Regions from separate parts of the Homo sapiens genome. Here region 2 is linked to region 1. A link is an interaction called in ENCODE POLR2A ChIA-PET data of the cell type or tissue named here. Cell type or tissue: MCF 10A. All regions are shown on one strand.

The links. Peaks named below come from ENCODE experiments on the same cell type or tissue, not always from the same donor. Only the 100,000 strongest peaks of a DNase experiment are listed, where the experiment ranks them.
Region 2: POLR2A ChIA-PET joins it to region 1 with 10 read pairs; 3 of 35 experiments call an interaction of 5 or more read pairs at or near these places.

What each region holds. Positions count from the first base shown.
Region 1 is chr17:80,450,071-80,458,070 of GRCh38, reverse strand. No RefSeq gene overlaps it. Among named protein-coding and RNA genes, the nearest start is that of NPTX1, 23 kb to the left of the region's middle. RefSeq lists enhancers at 253-342, 2,825-3,654 and silencers at 828-1,122, 2,888-3,147, 3,408-3,617. In MCF 10A, no CTCF peak of the experiment used is centred here; DNase peaks (open chromatin) are centred at 2,730 and 3,260.
Region 2 is chr17:80,721,306-80,729,305 of GRCh38, reverse strand. All of the region lies in intron 4 of RPTOR (regulatory associated protein of MTOR complex 1), which reads right to left. Among named protein-coding and RNA genes, the nearest start is that of RPTOR, 180 kb to the right of the region's middle. RefSeq lists enhancers at 2,574-3,534, 7,299-8,000. In MCF 10A, no CTCF peak of the experiment used is centred here; DNase peaks (open chromatin) are centred at 4,325 and 7,955.

The DNA.
Region 1 (8,000 bases):
CCAAAGAACATCTGAGGATCCATGTGGGAACCACACTGCCCCAGGAATAAACGCACCAGCGTGTCACCCAGACTCTCCCTGTTGTGGGAATTCGGTCTTAGATGGGCAGAGGGACCAGAAGACCCTAGGGTTTCAGCAGGTGGAAAGGAAGGTGGCAGTAAGAACCACCAAGGGGACAGCGTGGGGATGGAGAGAGAGTGGCAAGGCCACAGGGCCGGAGTCAGCCACATGGGTTCCTGAGGCGGAGGCTCCAGGCAGGGGCCCGGTGACCACGAAGGGCCCGAAGGAGGAAACTGTTCGGCCACACAGGAAACCAGCTTGTCAGGAAGAGTGTGGATAAGAAGGGCAGTGGCAGGTGAGTCAGAGGCAGCTGGGGGTCAGGTGACACCCAGGTCTTGAAAAAGAGAAGAGCCACCCACCCTGGCGTCACTAGTCACTAACCTGGAGACAATTTCATGGCTAAGCAATGTCACTGAACACCAACACCAGACAAGACCACTGTGTGCCCGAGATGGGGCAAGATACACAGGATCGTGTCAGAGCATAGGCAGAACATGAGCATCGGCCAGACCTCAAGGGTCACCAAACCACCCCGTCCTGGCTAATTTGAATGACCGCTGCTGCTTGATCAATTTCAGCTTCAGCTGCATTTTGTTCTTCCTGCCTTCTAGATAAAAGTTATCAAGATACCCAGCTGTGGAGTCAGCCCTGCTGCCTTGAGCCTCTCCCAACTCCTCCTCCCACCATGCTCTCCCAACACGAGGAGACTTGCGGGTCCTTCCTAACATCCTCTCACAGCAACCAGTCAACAGACGTGGCTTGATTCCACTGCAGCGCGTTCCTGGGGTCTTTGGTTGGATGGTAATGGACGCTTTGGTTTTATTCTGAATGATAACGAAAGCCACTGAGTGGCTGCGAGCAGAGGAGAAATGGAAGTGATTTTGGAGACACTATCTGGGGGAGTAGCCAGGAGGCTCTGTCTGGGGGCGGAGGTGAAGGCAGCTGGGGAAGATCCTCTGTGGCTACTCGGGGTGGGGCGGGCAGGAGGAGAACATGCAGATGGCCTCTATGTGCCAGAAATGCTTTCCAGGAGCTTCTGACAGGAGAGGGCAGCTGCAGAGAGCTGGACGGGGGACAAGGCTGTTGCTCCACCAGCTCCAGGCAGCCTGGCGAGGCTGAGCACCCAGCCGAGGAGCAGAGAGGTGCCCACTGCCACCGCCACCCTAACACCCTCTGAGCAGAGGAGCCGGCACGCTCAGGATATCCTTTAAGACAAGAGTTGAAGGGAAAGACAGAATCAACCCGGCTCTGCAGGCGCCAAGGAGCCAGCACACATGGAGGCTGTGCAGTCCATTCCCCGGATGTCTGATGTGGGCGGCAGCACAACACGTTGCTTGGAGGGGCAGTGAGGTCATTCCCACAATTCTGAAGAAGGGTCAGTGGACTGTGTGCTCAGCAGGGAGGGCTGATGGGCCAGACTTGTGGATCACTGACAGCCGGGTCGGAGGGGGGGCTCACCGGGAGGGGTGTCCCCCACCACCCACTCCAGTTCACACTGCTTCTGACTTGTGCCCAGGAGAGCAAGCTAGCCTTCCAGGGGGCCAGAGTAACACTGGGCATCCTCTCGCTGCCTGCTAGGGTGAGACATATGGGACACGTGTGTAGGTGTCTGTCCTCCTTTGATTACTAGTGCTGGGTGGGGGGGGGGGTCCCCAGAGGTCCCCAGGGAGTGCAGAGGCAAAGGCTTAGCATCTGCCCTTGCTGCCTCTCTCCTGGACCAGACTGCTTCCCCTCCTTCTCCCAGGACCTGGCCGTACCTGGAGGGTGGAGCCCTCCGTTGAGCCTGCTTGCTTGAACTTCCCTTCCTCCCCTGCACTAGCAGGCCCCTCAGGCCTCATGGGGACACTCTTCCCCAACCCCCTACCTCACCCCCTCACCCCTCACCTAGAAGGAGGTCAGAAGAATTTGGTGCCATGGAAAGGAACATGGGGCATGGAGCACTTGAGGACACTCCCGGGACCCCCTCTGCAGGGGAAGGTGGAGCTCTGGGGCCAGAGGCTATGAGAGCACCAGCCAGCTCAGTGCACATTTGTCTGAGTCCGGAGTCCCAGTGCTGCTGTGAATGCGCTGAAGGGGTGAGGCAGGGATGGGGTGTTAGGGAGGAAAGAGAACTCTTTGTGAGTCACATTTCAGACGCCTCCATTCCCATTCATACATTAGGGTCTGTGGGGGACTGGGGCACATCAATATATTGTTAGAGAAAAAATGTATATGCAATATAAATGCATTAAGAAAAAAAAACACCCGAAGAAACGATTCTGACATGTTAATAGTGGTTCTATGTGGCAGTGGGATCGAGGATTTTTATACCGTACTTTCATATGTTTTCCAAATTTTCTACACCAAGCACGTGTTAGTTACGTAATTTAAAACTTATTTATTTTTAAACCAAATTCTCCAGCCAACTGTGCTTTTCCCCAGTTGCAGTAACTTTCCTTTCAGTCAGGTTTCTGGGTGAATCCAAAGAACAAGGCGGCCTCTCAAGCCCACATCATGTCACGTTCATATTTTCATTCTTCCTTCGTTGGGCCGGCTCTGCGGAGGCCGAGCGCTGGGGCTGGGGCGAGAACGGTGTCCCTGTCGTCAGGGAGTTTCCAGCTAGTGGCCTTCTCCCGCTTCTCAACCCATCCCCTCCCCTGTCCGCCGAGGTCGGGCTCTGACGGGAGCGGGCCGCCCTCCGTCTGATAGGTGCGGTCTGGGGAACTTGAGCTGCCCAGTCTCCCTCCTTCTTTCCCCTGCTGCAGACCCCAACTCTGAGCTTGGGGGACAGGGAGGCCGAAAGGGCCCTGTTAAACGCTGGGTGCTGGGAAGCCGCCCCCTCCAGGGAGCCCTCAGGACCTCAGGCCAGGGCTGGAAGCGAGAGGAGGCCGGAGCCCAGGGAAAACGGGCGACCGGGGGCGGCGCGCGTGTCAGTAAGGAGCCAGGCGGCGGGGACGGAAGCTCCGGGAGGGCGGCGGGCCGGGGCGGGTGTCAGAAGGCTCCGATTGGGCCTTCTGCGGCCCTGCTTCCCCCGCCCCCGAACCCCCCAAAAGCTGCGGGCAGCGGCAGGGCGCCTGCGACACAGGGGCGCGCCGCGCGGGACCTGAGGAAAAGCTACGGCCAAGCCCCGAGCACAGGCGCGCCGCCGCGCTGGCTCCGGGAACGCGGACGCACGGCGGGGCTGCCACAGCAACGCAGACAGGAGCGCGGCGACTGGCGGAACCGCGGAGAGGCGGGACTCAGGAGGCGTCTCGCGAGAGTTAGGCTTCGCGGGCTTCCGGCCGGTGCCGGCCGCGGGGGCCGACGGGGTTAGGCTTCCGGCGTGGGTTGTGTGGCCTCTCCCAGCTCCACGCGTTTCTGGGCGCCGGGCACTAGGCGAGCCGGCCGGGCTGGCGCGAGGCCGCAGGCGGGAAGAGTCCCCGGGGTCGGCCCCGAAGCGGCTCTGGAGGCAGTAGCCGGGGACGCCGAGGTCAGGGAGGAGGCGGATCCGAGCGCGGTCCCGCAGGGCCCTGTCCGTTCTTCCGCCTCGGCCGGTCCCGTCAGGCCGCCTTTAAATGCCCGGCGCCTCGCACCTGCTAACAAAACGAGCTCCTGCTGTTCCCCAGCTCCGTAAATGGTGCCCCTGGCCCTCCCCAGTTCTCAGGCAGAGCCTTGGCGGCCTCCCTGACCCCTAACACCCCGCATCCAGCCCGGCAGTACATCCTGTTGGCTGTGCCTTCGAAATTTCCCCAGACCTGACCTCTTCTCCCACCTCTGCCACCACCCTGCTCCGAGCCGTCTTTTCCCGCCGAGATGACTGTAGTAGCGTCTCAGCTGGGTCTCCCCGCTTCCACCTTCCCCTCCTGAGTCTCCTCAACACAGGAGCCAGAGCGATCTCGGAAAGTACAGGAGGTCATGCCCCAGTGTGGTTCCCCTTTCCTGGGTTTAAGTCAAGGTCCTCACCGTGCCTGCCGGCCTCCCGGGTCTCTGCGCGGTGGACTCTGGACCTCCCTGCCCCGTCCTGCCTCAGGGCCTTTGCACCTGCTGTTACCGCGGCCTGGAACGCTCCTCCCCTGAAACCCTGTGACTCCCACTTAGTGAGGCGACCACCTGTTGAAAACCGTGCCCCCTTCCTATACAGATGCTCCTGTCATATGGGGTTAGATTCCCCATCAACCCATCATAGGTTAAAGCATTGTAAGGCAATTTACGGTAGGTTTATCCGGATGTAACCCCATCTGTAAGCGGAGGAGTATACTGAATGTGTATGGCGTTTGTACCATGGCAAAGCCAAAATGTAAGTCAAACTCGAAGTCCAGGACGGTCTGTGGCCTGTACTCCCTTGCTTTCCCTCCCCGGCTCTTAGCGCCATCCAGCATCGTTGATAATGTAATTTGATGTGTATTGTCTGAAAGCACCAAGACGGCAGAGTTTCTCTCTTATCCAGATCACAGTGTGTGCTCAGTAAACACTAGACTGAGGGGGTGTATGAGAGGTCTTTTTTTCCTCTCTCCTTCCTCAGGAATGGGTGAAGATGAAGTCCTGTAAGGCAGGAGCTGGATCAAAGAAATATCCCGGGTCTTGTCTGTGTGCAGACTGTTGTTTGAGGACTCTGCTCCAGTTCTAGCAGCGATCGGTGGCTCCCTTGGGTGACTCTCCAGAAGGAAGGGTGCCAGCATGGACTGGTGTCTGCTTGCCAGATGCCCTGAACAGCTCATTCCTCAGGAGGCCAGGGGCGCCTCAGGAAGTGCTGTCAAATGCAATCACTCTCAGAACCCTCTGGGCTGAAAGATGTCATTGATTTATGCTGGCAGCCCCGCGCAGCACTCTGCTAGGTGTTGAATTGTCTGGAGAACACCTGGTATCACCCTCAAGGCCCCTTAGTCTGGTAGGAAGGAATGATGAGGAAGAGGCTGTGTGGAAGTCACAGAGAAGGAGGAGGGTGGGATCAGTTTCCAGGGTGGGGTCTCTGGAAGTCCTCTCAGGGGTTCTCAGGGGGGCATTTCTGCCTAGAGCAGCAGGTGTAAGGCGTGAGCCATGGACGAAGGGAAGGAGCCAGCCATCATTGATCGCCTCCTCTGTGCTGGATGTGGCTCTAGATGTCAAGCTCACATTTACACATTAGCCTTCCTTTACAGAGGAGGAAACAGGCTCAGAAAGCCCCTGACCCCGGTTACACCACTACTAAATGCAGGATTCAGATCTTCAGTTGAGCTCTTTGTGGCCGTGAAGCCTGTCCTCTTCCCAGGGCTCGATGCCACTTCCCAGGCTGGAAGCCAGACAAGCATCCGGGGCTGCCCGGAATTGCATGCAAATGTCCGGACAGCCGGCTTCCTCGTGGGCCCCGGCACTGGCAGAGGAACTCTTTGCCGGGCATGTGGCTTGGGCAGGCCAGGGCAGCCATCTGCCAGCCAGCCATGTGGGGAGGAGGCTGTAGGCCACCCCACAGCCAGATGCTTCTGGGCCGGTCCTGGGCTCCCAAAGGTAGTTCCTTCAGGAGATGGAGTCACCTGGCTCCTCTCTTCCCTTCCACCCAGTTCCAAAGTCAGGGGTTCTGGGGCTGTGTCAGCAAGGGGCCATTCTGGCACTGTCCTTCTGGCACAGAGCATTGTGGCCAGGGATGGACATCTGTTCTGCATTGACCCCCATGGCCAGGACATCTGTGGCCCCACGGAACTCAGTGACAAGGAGAGTCGGCAGCAGGGAAAGGCCACGCTCTGTAGTGTGTCTGCCAGGTGGCAGAGGATCCCTGACACAGCCCAGCTGGCATCTGCCCTTGCCACTGAGGCTTCCTGAGGGCAGTCCCCAAGGGTCCTGCCATGCCAGGGCTCCCCTTCTGCCAGGCAGTGGCTGCTTAAGCTGAGGGAGGGAGAAGCTGGGAGTTGGCCATGACTGATGGTACCAGGCCAGTGGGATCTGGAGCCCACAGATGGTGGAGGATGGGGCACAGCCCCCACCCCTTACCTGTGACGTGCCCTGCCGGCGGGCAGAGGCATCCGGTCTGCTCTGTAGAAGTTGGAGGTACAGACTGGCAGAGGGAGAAGCGGAAGAGATAGCATCATTTTACAGAAGGGAAAGCTGAGGCCCTGAGCCAGGGGGATATGCATGGATGCCCCGTGGGCTTTCTCGCGTTTACTCCTCCGCACAGGGCCCTGTTTTTCAATGGAGGAATTAGGGCTTGAAGGAAATGAAGTGAGGTTTCCAGGGTCCCCTGGCTAAGCCAGTTATTTGGCCCTGACCGGTGCAAATCTGAGAGGGGGACTAAGCAGGCCCTCAGGCCAGGGTCCGAGCTTGCTCACTCAGCCACAGCAGGGAAGAGTCAGCCTGAGGCAGCAGGCCCAGGATCGAGGGTGACCCTCCTCCCAGAAGCAAGATGTGGTGAGGTCCCAGATGGGCTGGGAAGGTGGCATGAGGGCTTGCTTCAAGGGAGCCTGCTGGCTGGCCTCCAGTATCCACCTGGAAACAGCCCCCCAGGTGTGCCCCTCGAGCTGCTAACCCCAATCTGGCCACCCCCCAACTCGCTCCTCAGCACTCCAGTGGTCAGGGTGTCCCCTTCCCTGGTCCCTCCTTGCCCCTCCTCTTAGCACCAGCAACCGGGGCCTCCAGCAGGCCAGAGATCTTCCCACAGCCTCCTGGGCTTCCTGCCCAAGGCAGGGGCTGATCTCTCAAGGGTGGGTGGGACTTCCGGCTGTGCCATCAGCAGTTCCTGGCTGTATCAGTTAGCTTTGGCTGTGTAACAAATCACCCCAAAGCCTAGAGGCTTCACACAACTACCATCTCTTATCCCTCACAGATCCCTGGGTTGCCTGACCAATTCTGGTGTGAGCTTCCCTGCTCAGGGGACAGCTCCCTGAGCCCAGAGCCCTGACTGCAGAGCTGCCGCCTGCAGCCCTGCATGCTGTTTCTCACCACACTGTGTCCCCGCCCTTCCAGCCCGTGGAGTCACACTTCGCCACCCAGCCCCCGAGGACACACTCATGGAACCCCCAGTCAGGCGTCCAGACTAAGCCACCAGGGTGGCTCCTCTCAGCCCCACTCCTGACCAAAGCTTCCTGCCTATCGAGCGTGGGGACCAACTGCAGGCACCTCCGTCTTCAATGCCACTCCGGAGGCAGAGGGGAGCCTCCACCTTCCCTGGCATTGTCACCATCAACCTTAACAATAGTTTGACTTGGTTAAGCTCCTCCAAGGGCCGGGGAGGTCGGGCTGGGGCCAGAAGGAGCAGCCTGTACCAGGTAACTGTGACAGCAGACAGCCAATGGGCAGAAGAGAGGTGTCAACGTCCCCCACTGTCGGGACCAGAGAAGGCGCCATGGGATGAGGGAGGGTCTGATCCCAAGGTAGGAGGAAGTATCCTGGGTCCCGGGGTCCCTCGAGCAATCTGCATTGTAAGGGAGGGTCCCTCTGGGGCCAGGAGATACATCAGGAAGTGGCGGAAAGACTGCATTTGGGGGCCAGATCTGGAGGGCCCTGGAAGCCAGGCTGAGTCGTCTGCCTTTGCGAGTGATGGGGAAGCGTTGACGGGCTTTGAGCCCGAGCCTGCCAGGAGCACAACGGAGCTTCAGGAAGCAGCTTTCCAGTAAGTGCCGGGAGCCTTCTTGGAAGCAGGCAGAGGATGAATTATAAATAAACAAACCAGAGCCCTGCAGCGGCGTGGGCCGGGTGGGAAGAGGGGAGAGACCGGAGGCAGGGCCTCACTTAGGTGCTAAGCAGCCCCTGGCCTGGCCCCCGCCAGCCCTCCCACCCTGCCTTGCACCCTGGCCTCGGGGACTCAGCGGCCTTCCTGCTCAGGGCATCGGCGGGGACCTCAGGCTTCTGGGGCCAACCTTGGCCAGGCTGCAGAGGGGAGGCCTAGTGTAGACCCCCACTGTGGGACTGGGAGGCCCCCCTGCCTCTCACAACTCCAAGGGTACAGGCCCAAGTCTCTCTCACACCAAAACAGGCCCCGTGGCCACTCATCCGTGTGGGAGGTGTCTCACCAA
Region 2 (8,000 bases), 270 kb before region 1:
ATCAAAGTCACAGTAAAAGTGAGTTTATTTCTTAGCAGCTAAGCCACATATCCTGCCGCTGGTACTGCCTACAGGATTGTTTATAACTCAAGAGGAAAGGGACAGAAGGCCAGATCCAGCAAAGCCTGGGGAAGTATGGCGTGCAGGAAGCCTGCAGAAGCTTTGTCCGTGCACAGCAAAGAAGCAGACAAAAGTTACATTTCAGACATCAGCTACATCTCAGACGTAAGTTATATCTCAGACATGATGATACAGTATACCAACGACGCAGATGTGTGGGGGGTGTGTGGAGACACGTACATCATCGTGGGCAGGACCCCATTCTACCTGTGCTCTGCCAAACATGTTGTTAAAACTGTCCGCGTTTGGTGGACTGTTTATAATCACTGCTCTATAATAGAACACCTGGAAATGCTCTCTGTAAATAAACCCACTGAAGGATCTAGAGATGTCAATTCTTGCCTAATGAATCCAGAAAGTCAGTCCAAGCCTAATCAAAATACCTTCTGGGTTTTTTCCATTCACGGAATTTAACAAGATGATTATATAGTACAGAGAAAAAAAAAAGCACAAGAGCAAAAAAAAATTAATAAAGAATAATGAATAGGGACTCACACTGCCAGATATTAAAGATACTATAAATCTATGGTAATTACAGGATGGTATTAGTGAGGGAGACAAACAAATCAACAGAAAAGAGAGAGTCCAGAAATAGACCCACATACGTAACTCTAATGAGGACAGCATTTTAAATCTGCAAAGAAGGAATTAACAATTCAATAACTGATGCTGGAAACTCTAACCAGCCATTTGGTATTTTGCTATCTGAGATTACACACACACACACACACACACACACCCCAGAGTGGACTGAAAACCTAAATGTAAAAGCACAGGAAAATTTTCATTTATTTTGGCATATGAAAGGCCTTAATTAAGCAAGTCACAAAACCTAATAAGTCTTGAGACTGACTGATACAGTAAGATAAAAAAATCTATAATTCTAATAAAGACATATCAATGACTAGCAATTTTAGAAGAAAGGAGGTACACAGTACATGACAGAGAATTTTTTAGATGTGTCTATATAAACTTCTGCTGCAGATCAACAAGGGACAAAACGAAAACAAACAGGCAAAACATACAAACAGGCAATTCACAGAAGAAAAATGAATCAAAAATGATTCTAAGTTTCATGCTCTTTATTAGAAATGCAAATTACAATGAGAATCTATCTATCTACCTATCGATCCATCCATCCATTCATCCATCCATCCATCCGCCCATCCATTCATTCATCCATTCTGTTTTTATTCAGCAAAGTGGAAAGCAGGATAAAATGTGAATAATGCCCCATTGTGGGAGGATGCAGGGCACTCATCCATCAATGGTGGGAATGTAAATTAATGAAGCTTGTATGGAAGGCAATTGGGAAGTACTTAACAAAAATTTTAAAGGCACATTCCTTCTGACTACTTCTAGATATCCATCCTATAGAAATACTTGCATTTGTACATGAGATGTTTTGACTGGTAAAAAAAAAAGCTGAAAATTATCTAAATGCCAGTGTGGTAGAGACTGCTAGGCTAATATCTGATTTTCTCTCTCTTCTAAAGCAGTTGTAGCTGAGCACATGGCCCAGTTTCCTTTCCAGTGAAGTCTGTCCTGCAGCCAAATTCTGGCCAGCGCGACATGGTCAGAGGTGCAGCGTCCACGTTCTTGGAGCATGACATGATCAGAAGTGCAATGTCCATGATCTTGGAGTGTGACATGATCAGAGGTGCAGCGTCCACGTTCTCAGAGCATGATGTGGTCAGAGGTGCAGCGTCCACGTTCTCGGGGCGTGACGTGGTCAGAGGTGCAGTGTTCACGTTCTTGAAGCGTGACATGATCAGAGGTGCAGCGTCCATGTTCTCAGAGCATGACATGATCAGAAGTGCAATGTCCATGATCTTGGAGTGTGACATGATCAGAGGTGCAGCGTCCACGTTCTCGGAGCATGATGCGGTCAGAGGTGCAGCGTCCACGTTCTCGGAGCATGATGTGGTCAGAGGTGCAGCGTCCACGTTCTCGGAGCATGATGTGGTCAGAGGTGCAGTGTCCACGTTCTCGGGGCGTGACGTGGTCAGAGGTGCAGAGTTCACGTTCTCGGAGCAGGAAGTGGTCAGAGGTGCAGCGTCCATGTTCTCGGAGCGTGACGTGGTCAGAGGTGCAGCGTCCACGTTCTCGGAGCACGATGTGGTCGGAGGTGTAGCGCCCACGTTCTCGCAGCGTGACGTGGTCAGAGGTGCACTTGAGCACGCTTCCTCCTGGAGCCGGAGCTTGCAGGCTGCGCTCACAGGTCCCCAGGGGTTGGGGGAAGCATGCTCCTCTCCTCCCCCACCCACTTCCATGCTGCTGCCAAGGGAAAGAAGGGCCAAAAGACGTCCTTTAATTGGGCAGGATCACCCCCCACGCTGACAGGAGAAAGGATTTTGGCAGCAGCCTGGGACATGGGTGTATCTTTTTACCCCCAGAACACTGCGTGCTATTTATTTACCTCCTATAATGTTCTGGGCTTAGCGAACAGCATCTGAATACAACTTGCCCAGCCCTGACCCTACAGCCACCTGACCCTACAGCCACCTCACAACGTCCTCTGCGCCACCATCAGTGAAACGGGGGCTGCTGTCATCTTTACTACCTTCTAGGTACAACCCCGAGGGTCCCAGGGCTGCAAAGTGGCATGAAATGAAAGATATTTTAACACACCATGTTCTCAGGTCTTGCTTTTTGAGCTGAAATCTATTTTCCACATTTGCCAAAATCAAAATCAAAATCTCCATTTTAAATTCTGAGATGCAAAGTTCAGGAAGATGATCCGTCATAACCATGAGGTACTGCTGCACTAGGACAGCACTGGCAGTCTCTCCCTCCACGCCCCGTGATCTGTGGGCGGCGAGCACCAGGTTACCGGCAGGGTCCTCGTGGCCCAGTCCTGCTGGGGCTGGACCATCTCCACCTCCTAGCGTGCGTCCAGGAGGCAGCACGGCACAGGGCCATGGATGGCCCCAGTTGGTCTCTGCTCTAGGACTTTAAATTCTAAGAGGGGCTTTCACCCCGTAACAGCCACTGGGATGCTGCGCCACAGAACAGCTTTCCCAGCCCCGCCTGCTCTGGGAAGCCTGCTTGGATGTGGGCCTCTGTGGTCGCTTCTCTGTGAGCGGCGTCTGTCCCTCTCAGCACCAGGGCCATTTGGGGCCGGGCCGCTCCTTGTGGGGCTGCCCTGTGCACCACACAATCTTCCGCAGCACCACCCAGCCACCCCCACACCTAGATGTGACAATCTCCAGGTTGCTGGACATTGCCAAATGTCCCAGTGTCCCCTGAGGGGAAAAGTTTCCCTGGTTGAGAACCGCTGCCTTGGAGGAGAGGCGATTTCCTTTCAAACATGAGCTGTATACATTACAGTTAGTGAGACTGCAACAATTTGGAAGTCTGTATCCCTCAGGGAATATAAAACCAACTCTATTAAGCCACAGTGTGGAAAATGACCTTTGATAGCGAATCCTGATTAGAACACGGGATGCAGACCTCATTTCCCATCTCAGAGGTCCTGGGTCGTTTGTCAAGCTCCAGGCCAGAATTATGGCCCCTGCAAACCAGCAAAGGGCAGCCTGCAGCCTCACAGCCCCGGCTGCAGGGGCAGAAACAACGCCCACAGTAGAGTCACTCCTCGTTGTCCTGTGGAATATTCCTCTGTCATCCTGACTGCACCAACCCACACCAGCCCAGAATTGAAAAGCCCCCTGTATACACGGAAGGCTGCTTGGAACACTCAAGAGCTTGTGGCCAATGGTTTTCATTTCTTCTTGATCCAAAACTAAAAGTACAGAGAATAATTCCTAATCAAAGCGTCTCTTCTTTTTCTCCAAGAATCATATTCAAGGCCATGTTTTCTTTTCAAACAAAGAAATAGAAATGGGTTTTAGATAATTTCTTCATTACAATCCACTTTATCTGTCAGGTTATATTAAACATCAGGGGAAGAGTCCGCCTGCCTCACCAGTCTGTCGCCGCAGCCTGAGTTAGCCACCAAGGCAGCCATGGCCGGGAGAGCCCAGCCCACTGAAGCCTGCAGGCTGTCTTCCCACAGAGGGGCAGCCCAGCAGCCCGCCAGCCTCCAAGGAGCTTCCCACAATTCTACATCTCAGGGATTTCTGGTGGAAAGACTGAAACTGGGTTTTGGCTTAAGTTAAATGTGAGCGTTTTATCCCTTTAAATTACAGAGCAGAAGACAAAACGCAAAACCCCTCACATACCAAACAGATGAGTACAAAGAAGAGAACGGCATGTCCCAGGGGAGGCAAGGGGCGTGGTGGCAAGGCATGGCAGGAAGAAGCCCTGGCCTCAGCAAGTTTGCATCCCAGTGGGTGAGGTGGGCAGAACGACACGGTGCCGCCACCCCGTGCTCCAGCTGAAAAGGCAAGCGCAAGTGTCGTGGGGGCGGCTTCTTCTCCCACGGCCCCTCCTCAGATCCAGGCACAGCAGCTCTGACACTGCAGAGGAGGGAACGGGGGGCACACTGGGCAGGTGCAGACAGTCGCCCTCTGGAAGGGCAGGTGGGGTGTCCCAACCCCAACTCCAACCCACCACAGGCTGAGCAGGTAGATGTGATGAGCCTGGAAATTTCTGGCCTCACCACTGTTGGGATGGGAGAACCTGGCCTCGCCGCTGTTGCGATGGTAGAACTCGCAAGCATCTCTGTGGATAGCTGGGATACACAGGAAGACTGCCATCAGCTGAAGGACATGGATCTCCAGGTGGCCTTACCCAAACCTGATTTGGCCATTTCATTAGCCCTGCAAAGATACCATCCTACTTTATACAAACTGGGGTATTTAGCACCTACTAATCAGATCATAGCAGCATTTTCCTCAACATAAAGAAAAATGCCAACTATGCCAGGCAGTAAACATGAGGAAGGGGTGGGTTGCCATGTCTCCTCTCTCCTGACCCTTCCATCCTGGCACTCATGGCCCCCACCTCTCAGGACATGGCCTGGCTTCTCACTTAACAGGAGACAGGCTCCAAGGGGAACCAGCTCTCATGTCCAGCTTCAAAGCTCCACCACATTTGTATTCACCTCTCCTTCCCTCCCACGTCTCAGAGAAGAGTGCTTGGGCTTGCCAAGTCAAATGCTGTATCTCTGTCCTGAATTAATCTTCTCATACCTTCCCATTTCTCATCCTTTACTCCACTGATTTATACTTTCTTCAGCAACCCCCTTTCTCCTATCTACAAACATAAGTTACCTCTTGCAGAAACTAAACATCCCTGCTTAGCCTTGTTCTTTCTTCGAGGTCTCCCCAACAGACAGGCTCCTCTAATCACATGCTCTCTATGTATTTATTGCAAAAATTGTATTACAGAGAAAGCTAGAAAAAACAGTGTTATTCAGTAGTATCACCAAACTTCTGGAAAGATTAGTCTATTCCAGTCCCTAGTCCCTTACCTCCTGTTTAGTCATTAAAATCTAGTTTCCACACCTGTACATAGATACGCAAATCAATATGCATGTGTTTACAGCTTACTACACACAAATGCATCACTTAGCTAAGTCCACGGAGAGGGCCTAGGCCTAGTAACACTAATGCTCCAGTAGTAACGAGCACACAAAGAGGCCACATCTTGGTTTCTAAATCCCACTCTCAAAAAAGCCAAAGATCCTTGGAAAAATGGTTGATCCAGGGCTGTGGTAGAGAAAATGCTAGAAGGTGTGTCAGTGGTCAAAGTTGAAACAATTTCAGTAACAAAATAAATAATGATAATAATAATGGATTATAACCCAAGAAGTAAAATAAATATTAGTGGCTCCATATGGATATAAACAAACAACCAAGTAAATAAACAACAAGAGAAGCAACAATTCTTTCATACAGAAGAATTCCAGTTACTAAACGTGGAAGGAAATAGGGAGGTACAGCACCACCATTAGAACACCAGGATAGTAATTACACATGAATGTTAGAATTAGGGCATGGCAGTTTAAGGAGAAACAGGATATCTGCATACTCTCAAAGTATCTCCTTCAAATGCTTATGAATTATAAAGAAAATAACAACTTCACATTGGAGAAACACACAAGGCACCACTTCAGCCTAGTGATCAAGGTTGGTATCTGCAGTAATAAGAATCACACACACCACGCACCCCCAAACCTGATGCACTGAGAATAACCCATCTGCATTATTCTTCCCAAAACTTTGATCCTCAATCTCATCATGAGAACACATCAGACAAACCCAAAGTGAGGGACATCCTCCAAAACACCTGAGCAGCATCTTACAATGTCATGGTCATGAAAGACAAGAACAGCTGAGGAACCATCCCAGGCTGGGAGGACCAGAGGACAAGGCAGCCAATGTGGGTGGGGGCCTGGGCTGGACCACAAGACATACAGAGGATTACAGCGGCAAGGCTGCTGGCACCAAGGAGGCTGTGTGTGGTTGGCAGTGCTGTAACAACATATGTTTCCTAGATTTGATCGCTGTGCTGAGGTCATGTAAGAGGTTGACACTGGGTAGCTGGATGAAGGACACACAGGAACTCTCTGTGCTGCCTCTGCAACTCTCGTGTACATTTAAAATTATTTCAAATTGTTTTTTAAAAATGCAAACCTAGTTTTGATCCTAACTGCTCTCCAGAAATTACTGAACACATAGTCACCTCTTCACATGCTGCATCCCATGGTCTCTTCCATTCCTGCCCCACCTGACATCTATGCGCCGTCTCCCCTCAAACACACACTCTCTCCCCAGGTCTCCGGCTGCCTCAGCTCATTCTTCCAAAGTTTCCCAGCTTGGGACCCCTCCCTTCCACCCTCCCCTTAAAAACTTATCGTCAGGGGCCTATTCCATTCTTCTTATTCCACATCTTCTCCCAGGCAATCAAATATAACTCCCTGGTTTTAAATACTGCCTAAACATTGAAGTCCCAAAAATGTTCAGCTGCAACTACCACCTCTACAGAGAGTTGGTTATTTTCATTTGATTGCCTGTGACACCTCAAATTCAAAAATTTGAGAAGGGAAAAATAAAACTTATCATTTCCTCTTCCAAACTCAATGATGATGATGATGATGACGGCACTTTGCAACATGCCAAGAACGTGCCACACAAAGGCTTGGAGGGAAGGAAAGGAAGAACTTTTATTGTTTATTTTATGCTTATCTGCACCATTTGAAAAAAAATGAATTTTATAATAAAATATTTTAAAATTAACTAAAAGAAAATCGTGTTAAAAGCCTCATCTTACATATGAGATAACAAAGAATGCACTTCCAATCCCTTGTATTTGTGAAGTCAAAGGAAGTTCCCATCAGCAGCACAATCCACAAGGAATAGGAAGCAGCTGACCTTTGCCCTTAGCTTCATAAAAACCTGAAATATATATATATATACCAAATTGGATAATAATGAAGACTTGTTCTTTTTCAGCTGGCAATAACTTTCTAGCAGAAATGTCCTTCTGGCTATCTTAAGCCTATTAATAAATAACAGGAAAGCTGGCTGTGTTCCTCAACATTCATTTTTTCAGTGGATTAACCAAAATATTTCATCCTTCTCCCCCAAAGTGCATTTCATGTGTATGACTACCAAAATAAGCCCGAGTACCCTGAGGAAGCTTCCAGCATGTTCCAGCATGATGGGCTGGAGACACCCAGCTGCCCAGCCCCACCGACTGAGGTAAGAGCCCAAAGGATGCTCCTGCAAACTGCAGCGCCCTGACGGCCCCGGGTGAGCCAGGAGAGCCCGCTGCTGGGTGTGCCTCTTTCCAGGGCCAGATGCACACGCAGCAGGAAGAGCCAGCATGGCTTCTGCTGCTCCTGCACCAGGTGCGTGCAGGCCCTGCCGAGGAAGTGAGTGATTCTCACACCTCCTTGCTTACCCCTGAGGTTACTCAACTTGCCATCCTTTTTCCCGCTTGCACTTCCGCCGCGTCCAGGAGCCTCAATGACT